Linked DNA regions of Homo sapiens: region 1 is linked to region 2. Evidence: chromatin contacts called from ENCODE Hi-C or POLR2A ChIA-PET data. All regions are on one chromosome and are shown on one strand. Each heading gives the region's core, a stretch centred on a gene start or an enhancer-like site at or near the end of the contact. The rest is flanking DNA. Distances are from core to core; before and after follow the strand shown. Region 1 has its middle 32 kb from the start of LINC02656. Region 2 overlaps RBM17 (RNA binding motif protein 17).

What was found. A loop is a pair of places that touch in the nucleus more often than their neighbours do. ChIA-PET counts read pairs that join two places held with the same protein, here RNA polymerase II (POLR2A). Pooled maps may share reads with other maps.
Region 1: a loop to region 2 is called in a map of mesothelial cell of epicardium, with 8 times the contacts of the local background. The contact joins two enhancer-like sites. A Hi-C loop is called at or near these places in 17 of 168 maps with a recorded cell type or tissue (GM11168, GM12878, GM13977 and 12 more) and 4 of 50 pooled maps. POLR2A ChIA-PET finds 5 or more read pairs at or near these places in 2 of 52 experiments (activated CD4-positive, alpha-beta T cell and common myeloid progenitor, CD34-positive).

What each region holds. Positions count from the first base shown.
Region 1 is chr10:6,379,767-6,384,801 of GRCh38, forward strand. No RefSeq gene overlaps it. Among named protein-coding and RNA genes, the nearest start is that of LINC02656, 32 kb to the left of the region's middle. Within about 2 kb of position 2,465, at least 7 of the 41 ENCODE cell types and tissues checked have a DNase peak (open chromatin) inside an H3K27ac peak, as active enhancers do.
Region 2 is chr10:6,111,354-6,116,661 of GRCh38, forward strand. RBM17 (RNA binding motif protein 17) reads left to right here. Exons shown (of 12, transcript NM_032905.5): 8 at 857-1,008; 9 at 2,155-2,228; 10 at 2,696-2,794; 11 at 3,886-3,958; 12 at 4,100-5,308. The coding sequence ends at 4,203. Among named protein-coding and RNA genes, the nearest start is that of RBM17, 25 kb to the left of the region's middle. RefSeq lists a silencer at 4,539-4,739. Within about 2 kb of position 3,103, at least 8 of the 41 ENCODE cell types and tissues checked have a DNase peak (open chromatin) inside an H3K27ac peak, as active enhancers do.

The DNA.
Region 1 (5,035 bases), core at 1,215-3,714, 270 kb after region 2:
CACAGCCAAACCATATCATTCTGCCACTGGCCCCCTGCAAATTTCATGTCCTCACATTTCAAAACCAATCTTGCCTTCCCAGCAGTCCCCCAAAGCCTTAACTCATGTCAGCATTAACTCAAAAGTCCACAGTTGAAAATTTCATCTGAGACAAGGCAAGTCCTTCTGCATATGAGCCTGTAAAATCAAAAGCAAGTTAGTAACTTCCTAGATACAAAGGAGGTACAGGCATTGGGTAAATACAGCCATTCAAAATGGGAGAAATTGGCCTAAACAAAGGGGCTACAGGCCCCATGCAAGTCTGAAACCCAGCGGGGTAGTCAATTCTTAAAACTCTAAAATGATCTCCTTTGACTCCATGTCTCACATCCAGGTCATGTTGATGCAAAAGGTGGGCTTCCATGGTCTTAGGCAGCTCCATCTCCATAGCTTTGCAGAGTACAGCCTCCCTCCTGGCTGCTTTCATGTGCTGGTGTTGAGTGTCTGTGGCTTTTCAAGGCACATGGTGCAAGCTGTTGGTGGATCTACCATTCTGGGGTCTGGAGGACAGTGGCCTTCTCACAGCTCCACTAGGCAGTGCCCCAGTAGGGACTCTGTGTGGAGACTCTGACCCCACATTTCCCTTCTGCACTGCCCTAGCAGAGGTTTTCAATGAGGGCCCCACCCCTGCAGCAAACTTCTGCTTGGGCATCCAGGCATTTCCATACATCCTCTGAAATCTAGGTAGAGTCGACTTAATTCTTGACTTCTGTGCACCTGCAGGCTCAACACCACGTGGAAGCTGCCAAGGCTTGGGGCTTCCACCCTCTGAAACAACAGCCTGAGCTGTACCTTGGCCCCTTTTAGTTATGGGTGGAGTGGCTGGGACTCAGGGCACCAAGTTCCTAGACTGCGCACAGCAGAGAGACCCTGGGCCTAGCCCACGAAACCATTTTTTCCTCCTAAACCTCCAGGCCTGTGATGGGAGGGGCTGCCGCAAAGGTCTCTGACATGCCCTGGAGACATTTTCCCCATTGTCCTGGTGATTAACATTCAGATCTTCATTACTAATGCAAATTTCTGCAGCCAGCTTTAATTTCTCCTCAGAGAATGGGATTTTTGTTTCTATCACATTGTCAGCCTGAAAATTTTACAAACTTTAATGATCTGTTTCCCTTTTAAAATTGAATGCCTTTAACAGCATCCAAGTCACCTCTTGAATGCTTTGCTGCCTAGAAATAGAAATCTTCCACCAGATACCCTAAATCATCTCTCTCAAGTTCAAAGTTCCACAAATCTCTAGGGCTGGGGCAAAATGCTGTCAGTCTCTTTGCTAAAACGTAACAAGAGTTACCTTTGTTCCAATTCCCAACAAGTTCCTCATCTCCATCTGAGACCACCTCAGCCTGGATTTCACTGTCCATATCATTATCAGCATTTTGGTAAAAGCCATTCAGCAAGTCTCTAGGAAGTTCCAAACTGTCCCACATTTTTCTGTCTTCCTCTGAGTCCTCCAAACTGTTCCAACCTCTGCCTGTTACCCAGTTCCACATTTTTGTGTATCTTTTCAGCAGTGCCCCACTCTACTGGTACCAATTTACTGCATTAGTCTGTTTTCATGCTACTGATAAAGCCATATCTGAGACTGGGGAAAAAAAAGAGGTTTAATGGACTTATAGTTCCACATGGCTGGAGAGGCCTCACAATCGTGGCAGAAGGCAAGGAGGAGCAAGTCACATCTTACATGGATGGTGGCAGGCAAACAGAGAGAGATTGTGCAGGAACATGCCTCTTTATAAAACCATCAGATCTCATGAGACTAATTCACCATCACAAGAACAGCACGGGAAAGACCCGCCCCCATAACTCAGTTACCTCCCACCAGGTCCCTCCCACAACACGTGGGAATTCAAGATGAGATTTGGGTGGGGACACAGCCAAACCATATCACCATGTCTCTCCATGGACTGACTTGATGGACAATTCTTTGGAGGTGGATAACTGTGATTGTCCTGTAAACCATAAAGCAGAGAGGGCACCCCAAGGAAAGCCATGTTACCCAAGTAGATGCTGGACAAGTGTTAAATACATAGCTGCCTTCATTGTGGAAACAGGGGCAGGGATCTGAGGACTTCTATATCAAGACCTTTCCACTCCTCCACTAGTTTACTTCTCTGGGTCTACTGTCGACATTCATCTAAAATGCAACTCCAACAGAAATTGTGGGACAGGGATGTCCCATTCACCTGGAGAAAGGCTATACAAGGCAATACAATGGCCATTGCAGCAAAAAAATCAGGTGTCTAGAAACATATTAAGCCAGAATTAAGCTGTAGCTCTCTGCATAGTTTATGAGACACTTCTCTGAAGTGCAGCTGAAAATGATGGGTGTGTGTGTGTTTTAAATCTGAAGGCCCTCGGGAATGGCATGTACACAAATGTCAGTGTTTGTGGGCATGAAAGGGAAGGAAACCAGACATGGGGCTGGCGGAGAAGACTTAACAGCTGCAGCTGGCATGCTTTTGCTTTGTCTTTGATTCTTTCGATTCCTGTTTGGCTTTGGTCCCATGTTTTGGGCTGTGACTAAGCTTTCGTGTCTTTGGGGGCTAAGTAGACATCAAAACAAGAAACGCCACTCACTGTGCAAATGGATTTGCCCGAAATGCTGCTGAAGAAGACAGGTTGGCATCGGGCTGGTGCTTTTCTGCTTCTACTTAAATAGGAGAGGATTTGGTCAAACTTGGTCCTTGGGACAAGGAGCTGTTTTGGACAAACGGTTTACGGAAGGTGAGGCTGGGTATTTTAAGAAGGGAGGTGAGAAGTGAGAGACCTGGAATCTGGTCCTTGTAATCGGTCATCTTGCAACATGGACTTGACTGTTGTGGAAATGGTCTACACCTCAGTTTCCTTTTTACCACAAGCTCTTCCCTCCATCTCTGTCGACACATTTCCCTCCTCTTGCTCCAGCCTCTGCTTATTTCAGGGGCTCAGTTTTCTCAAGATGGCCCCATGAAACTTCCTTGCCACAGAATGCTTCTCTGGATGCTATATCAATCGATTACATGTTAGTATGAATTTAGCTAATACACTACCTCCACATGTGACTGTACACTCAAAGTATCCCAGCAGAGGCACTCTCCCAGGTGCAACAAGATGAAACAGTCAGTTTCGGGGTCTCTTATCATGTCCCTATATAAACACAGGTGTGGGAGGGAAATATTTTGAGATGACTGCATGGAACTCTGTATTCCTTTTCCATATAATGAGTATATTATTCTCCAGCGTCTCTCCATTGCTCAAAACCACGAATATCTCCTCTCTTGAAAAAGTGACAGTGTGAGGACTGGGAAGCTGAAATTTTAGCTCAGAAGTCTACAACTAGAACCAAGTTTCTAAAAATGTGCTGTGTTATATAATCCAGGAGGAGGCAATGGAAAAGTACCAGCTGGTGTGGGACTGGAGGCTTTCCTGCCTCTGACTCACTCAGGCAAAAGGTCTTGAATTAAGATGCTTCTCAGAAAATCCAAACAAAACCCATTCATTCTCCAAGGCTTCGCATTCGTTGTGGGAGTCAAAATGTAACCATGGGACTGAGATTGCCTGGGCACATTTGGGAAAGTTCACAAAGTTTGTTCTTGTGTCCCTCGAGGCCAGCTTCCAGGGCCTCCCCACTCCTTTCCAGATGCCCGATGCCATCCTGCCGTATCTATGGCACCACAGACAGCCCTATCGGGAAGATGGCCCAAATGGCTTTCCCCATCAAAACTTGACTTCTCTGTCCTGTGGCCTCAGGCCCTGCTCTGGGTTGTCCTTAACTAAACAGTTAGATGGATCCTTGCTGTGGTGTTAGCTAACTGAATAGAGCACCTTTGAAAAAATAACATAATAGGCTGACCACGGTGGCTCATGCCTGTAATCCTGGCACCTTGGGAGGCTGATGGGGGAGGGTTGCTTGAGTCCAGGAGTTTAAGACTAGCCTAGGTAACATAGCAAGCCGTTGTCTCTACAAAAAATGTAAAAATTAGTCAGGTGTGGTGGTGCCTGCCTGTGGTCCCAGCTACTTGGGAGGCTGAGGTGGGAGGCTTAAGGGGGTTGAGGCTACCTTGAGCTGTGTTTGCACCACTGCACTCCAGCCTGGGTGACAGAGTGAGACCCTGCCTCAAAAACAAAACAAAACAAAAACAAAACATAATGTCTTAACTCAAAAGAGAGCATGGCTACTTGTGCAGTGACAAAAGTGGCTGGCATATCAGGAATGATGACTCTGGCCTAGGAAGATGTTTGGGACCTGTGGAGCCTTTGGATGTGGAGTCCCTCAGATCACACTAGAATCTGGCTGCCTTCTCCACGAAGAGATTTCTGTGTGGAAGGTCCAGGCATCTGTGTTTTGCAGCTCCCCAGAAGGTTTTGAGGCCTGTGGGAAATGATGGGGGACTGCAGCACTTGTATGCTGTGATGTCGGAAGAATAACAGCCAGCGGCTCAGCAGCATTAAGGCTTTGTGGACTGTTCCTAGGCTTTTTCCGTCTCTCCTTTTTTTTTTTTTTTTTTTTTTTTGCCACAGTTGACATCTGTACGCCCCACGTCACGTGAGGTTAGTGTCTGAGCAGGGACTACAAGGAGCCAACAATCCTGACTTCTGGTCTACCTTTCCCCCAAGTACCCACAGCCTCCCTAATATCCAAATCCTCATGTAACTTTATGCAATGAAACATATCAAACTTTACATAGCATTGCCCAGCCTGTGCACGTTGAGGTATTTCAAAGCAAAAAGCATTATAAAGTCTTTGTGAACCTCTCCCCACAAGCATGTAAAGCTTTGGGAACAGGCCAGGAACCACCTGCCTTGGCATACCATAGTGCTGTGACCATTGCAATTATATTTTCCAGATACAATTCTTGGGGCATGCAGTCTGAGAATGCTTTGCCTCTGAATGGAGCACATGGTTTTTGGATAGGGAAATGTTGGCCTACAGATGTATGAAGGCTATGGTGTTGGTGGGGGTGCCGTAATAGGATAACTTGAGTCTGAATGTGTGAAGTGATGTTTCGACTAG
Region 2 (5,308 bases), core at 1,853-4,352:
TTCTGAGATGGAGTCTCGCTCTGTCGCCCAGGCTGGAGTGCAGTGGTGCGATCTCGCCTCACTGCAACCTCTGCCTCCCAGGTTCAAGCAGTTCTCCTGCCTCAGCCTGCCAAGTAGCTGGGACTACAGGTGCACACCATCATGCCCAGCTAATTTTTACATTTTTAGTAGAGATGAGGTTTCACCATGTTGGCCAGGCTGGTCTTGAACTCCTGACCTCAGGTGATCCACCCGCCTCGGCTTCCCAAAGTGCTGGGATTATAAGTGTGATCAACTGCACCCAGCCTGTACAAATAATTTCTAATATGGCGTCTTGCATTACTTCTAAGTCCACCCCTTAAGCTAGTCAGCTAATCTTGGCCTCCGTTTATTTCTCATTTGTTAAATAGGTGATCTCTAAGGGTTCTTTCATTTGTATAGTCTGTCATTGGAAACTCTCCTGTGCTATTTAGGAAAATGGGATCATCTTCATTGTACGAAACTTCATACTTACTTTTTGATAGCCACTTTTTAATAAACTGTGGTCATAAGCTATGTGGCAGTGCAGGTCCGGAGCACACAAAAGGTCTTGTGTTTCCTAGCAGGGCACTGAGGAGACTCCACCAGAGAAACTGACATTTCCCCTCCAAGACAACAGGATGTTCTGGATTTTATTCATAGCTTTTTCTATTTCTTTCATGCTGCACATCCCCACAGCTTCCATCTAATAGCCCACTCCTAGTTAATGAGTGACTTTGTTGAAGCCCCTGTGGAGCATGCACTCTCTCCAGAAGGAGGTTGTTGTGATGGAAAAATGCAACCTATCTCCAGTTGACGATGTCAAGGCTAAGAGTCCTTTCCCTTCTTCTCCTGCCAGGGGCACGGTGGCGCACAAGATCATGCAGAAGTACGGCTTCCGGGAGGGCCAGGGTCTGGGGAAGCATGAGCAGGGCCTGAGCACTGCCTTGTCAGTGGAGAAGACCAGCAAGCGTGGCGGCAAGATCATCGTGGGCGACGCCACAGAGAAAGGTGTGTCCCCAGGGAAGCGTGTGACTAGAGGGAAAGGACTGGCCCCATCCATATCAGACATGGCCAGTCTTGATCCTCATGTGTCAGCAGGGGGACAATGAGGCGTGTGGCCAGAGGGAGAGGGCTGGCCCTGCCATCACTAGAACACAGGCCGTCCTGTTCATATGATGCACTGCCACTTCCGTTTTGTGAAACCAGGAATCCTGAGGCTCATCTTTATTTTTTCAGAACAGACGTAGAGAGATGAAGGCTTGTGGAGGAAAAGATGGTGAGAGACTTGGGCAGAAAATGAGTAGTCCTCAGGAAGAAATCTTGGTTATGTGTTTAGAGCATGAAGGACAGAGCCATATAGTGTGGCAGTGAATATACCTGCTATCTCCATCTCAGAGGTCGTCTCTACTTTTCCCTTTTGCCCTTTCAGTATAGATGTGATTTCTGATTCTCTTACAGATTGTTTGCTTTGCGAGATCTGATGTTATGTTGCAGTCTCTTGGTAAATGATGCCTAGTTGGTGTTTTATTTTCATTTAATTTTTACAGTCTGTTCTGTGTTGAGGGAATTCAGGAAAGAGACAAACATATGTTAGCATTTTAATCAGGGAATTAAGTTTGAGTCAGCCTAGCTGAACTTCCTTTGCTAAAGAAAGAAGAAAACTTTTCTGGCAGCCCCGTTCATGCACAGCTTAGGATACATCACGAGCCTGACAGGTGAGTGCCAGAAACCAACAGTTGTCCCGACTTGTGAGGTTATCTGAAGTAAGGCAGCCGGTGGCTGGATTAGTAACTGCATATTCCCCTGGGCCCGTGACCTTGAACGTTTGCTCCAAGTCAACTCACCTATAGGAATTATCACTCACATGCCCTGTCAGCCCTTTGGGAAGTGAGATGAGCAAAAATTGCAAGTAATGGTGGAGGCTCAAAACATCCAGATGCTATTGTAAAAACATGCCAAAGCAAAGCAGAGGCTTTTATTGCAGATAAGGCTGTGTTTTCGCTCAGAGACCAATTGTGTAGATGCCTAGGACATAAATGGTGGGGATCGCTATTGAAATTAAATTAATTATTGTAAGTAGGACTCAGTTCTGTAACACATCTAATGATATGCTGCTCAGTTCTGTAACACATCTAATGGTATGTTTTGATACAGATGCATCCAAGAAGTCAGATTCAAATCCGCTGACTGAAATACTTAAGTGTCCTACTAAAGTGGTCTTACTAAGGGTAAGAAGCTGAGGAAAGCAAGCTCTCTGCCTGCCTAGATTTGTGTGTGTCACCCCAGCCTACCCTGCTCCCCCTAAAAGTTAAAACTGAAAATGATACTTTTGCAAATAATACTTTGGGCAGATCCCACGTAAGGCTGATTTTAGATTTTTCACTAATGTGTAAGTCTCTTTGCTAAGTACAGTGTTTAAGACTGCAGTGAGTAATTAAATATTTGAAATTGCTAGAGCTTCAGATAGTTTATACATTTTGGTGCTTGCATAGATGCTTTTGTAACTCTTTACAGGCTTAATATATGTTTTAGTGTTTTAAGAAATACTAACTTTTGGGTACTTTGGGGATGAAATTTTTCATTATGTCGTTTGGGATTGAGAACATTTACCATCACTAAGTCATATTTATATACCTCTGCTAGGTGTTTGTAAGTTATACTTGGTACTTGAATTTGTTTATTTTTGTGTTTAAAGAACATGGTTGGTGCGGGAGAGGTGGATGAAGACTTGGAAGTTGAAACCAAGGAAGAATGTGAAAAATATGGCAAAGTTGGAAAATGTGTGATATTTGAAGTAAGAGTGTTTTCTTTTGATGTTTATAACACAAGTTGTAATTGGCACATTACAAAACATTTTCTACAAACAGGACAGGGTATGCTATAAGTAACATTCTTACTGCAGAAGGTGACAGGCGTTGGTTATTTGTACTTCTCTTGCTCAATTATTACAGTTTTAAACATAAAGACAATGATTTCAAGTTTTATTTGATGAAGAAACAGGAATGCTTCATGATTGAGGATCAGTATGATGACTGAAGACCTTGATTCTAGCGTGCTCAGTAGTTTAGTTCCTTAGACATGCCTTTGGTTTCAGTCATTTGGTGAGTATTTAGTGCCTCTCACATGCACTGCACTGTGCGGAGAGCACTTGGATTACAGGAAGCATGCTCTGTACTCTCAGTGGTGTGTTCAGTTGAAGAAACACATAAAATAACTGAAAGATATTCAGTTACTAGACTAGGTAGTATTGACTAAGTTCAGGAGTTGAGAAAAGGATTAGATCAGTGAAAAAATAGACTGCCTTGTGAGCAATAGCAGATATGGGCTGCGCTTTGAAACGAACAGGTGGGATTTGCAGGGAAGGGTATTCTGATTGGGATAATGGCTCGTAGGAGACAGTGAAGATCAGGACTACCAAAATGGAATGGATGGGCCTGTTGGGGATTAGCAGAAGTGCTTAGGTGGGTGGAATTACAGAGGGCTAGGAAAGCTAGACAGAGCTAGTCAAAATGAGACCTGATGTGAAAGGCCACTAGGGCACCAGCCTTTTTAATCTGAAAGCTCTGCTTCCTCTGTTTCTTTATCCTGTTGCTGTTTGTTGACCACATAATTATTTGTTTACGTCATCAGCTGGCACAGGGCCTTTATGAGGTCAGAGACTGCCTAGCCCTGTGTTCCTGGCACCTAACAATGCCTGTCATAAAAACAGGCATTCAGTACGTTTTTGATGATGAACAAATTATACTTATTTCCTTGGTATTTGACAACTACTTGACTGTATATGATGATAATTAGAATATCCACTCTGAGAAATCATTTAAAAGAGAAAACTCATTCAATGCAATCTCAAATGCCTTTACTCATCACGCTCTCATTTTCTTCCAGATTCCTGGTGCCCCTGATGATGAAGCAGTACGGATATTTTTAGAATTTGAGAGAGTTGAATCAGCAATTAAAGGTTAGTGGTACAGCTAAATATTAAAGAATAAAAAAGTTGAATTTACAGCCTTAATCTTTACAAGTAAAGTTACTGTTTAATTAAAGTTAAACCTTTATCTTATAGGATACCTGTATTAACTGTCTTTTGTTTGCCTTTCAGCGGTTGTTGACTTGAATGGGAGGTATTTTGGTGGACGGGTGGTAAAAGCATGTTTCTACAATTTGGACAAATTCAGGGTCTTGGATTTGGCAGAACAAGTTTGATTTTAAGAACTAGAGCACGAGTCATCTCCGGTGATCCTTAAATGAACTGCAGGCTGAGAAAAGAAGGAAAAAGGTCACAGCCTCCATGGCTGTTGCATACCAAGACTCTTGGAAGGACTTCTAAGATATATGTTGATTGATCCCTTTTTTATTTTGTGGTTTTTTAATATAGTATAAAAATCCTTTTAAAAAAACAACAATCTGTGTGCCTCTCTGGTTGTTTCTCTTTTTTATTATTACTCCTGAGTTGATGACATTTTTTGTTAGATTTCATGGTAATTCTCAAGTGCTTCAATGATGCAGCATTTCTTGCACTAAAAAAAAAAAAAAAAAAAAAACTAGAAAGTTTTGGGACATGGGGTTATATTAAATTATTCTTTGTTTTTCTTTTTCTTTTAATAAAGCCTGCAAGTTACTAAATTGTAGTTTCATAAATTCTGTAGTAAAGTATCATCTTGGCAGTGTGCCAAAGGTGAAAATGATGCTTTCTCTAACAGAGAAATTCTTAGTGACTCCAGTCGTAGAAAAACGTCTTTACAACCTGAATAAGATTGAAGAATTGTGAACATACCATGGCCTATTGGATGAATCATTTGCCGTAGGCTAAATCAGACTGTAGGGTTTGTGATGGATTTATGGAGTATGTGGGTATAGAAATCATGAATCTAGCATTTGTTTTCAGAGATTCAAGCATAGTCTTAAGGGTAGATCAGAAATGACAAATGAATTCAAAACCTAGCAGGTGCATTGTAAATGTGTGCCCAGTTATGTTTTGGAAATGGCAGTTCCTTGGGGTCATGTTTCTACTGGCAAAATTTGCAATAGTGTTCTATTGTATGTAATTTTAAAATTTATAAGATTATCCACGTTGGCCAAGTAAACTGTACTGCCAATAGAATTCTGGAATTGTGAGAAATTGTATCATTGAAGTTCAGTAGGATGTGTGGCTTAAAAATTTATCAGGACCACAAAAAAGAAAACAAAAATATTTGGTACTGAGGTTCATTGCCAGGGCAGGAGGTATTTCCAGAAAATACTCATGCCTGTGTTCTGTTCCTTGCTTTCCCAAATACTGCATGTGACTTTCCTAAGCGGCAGCTGAAAG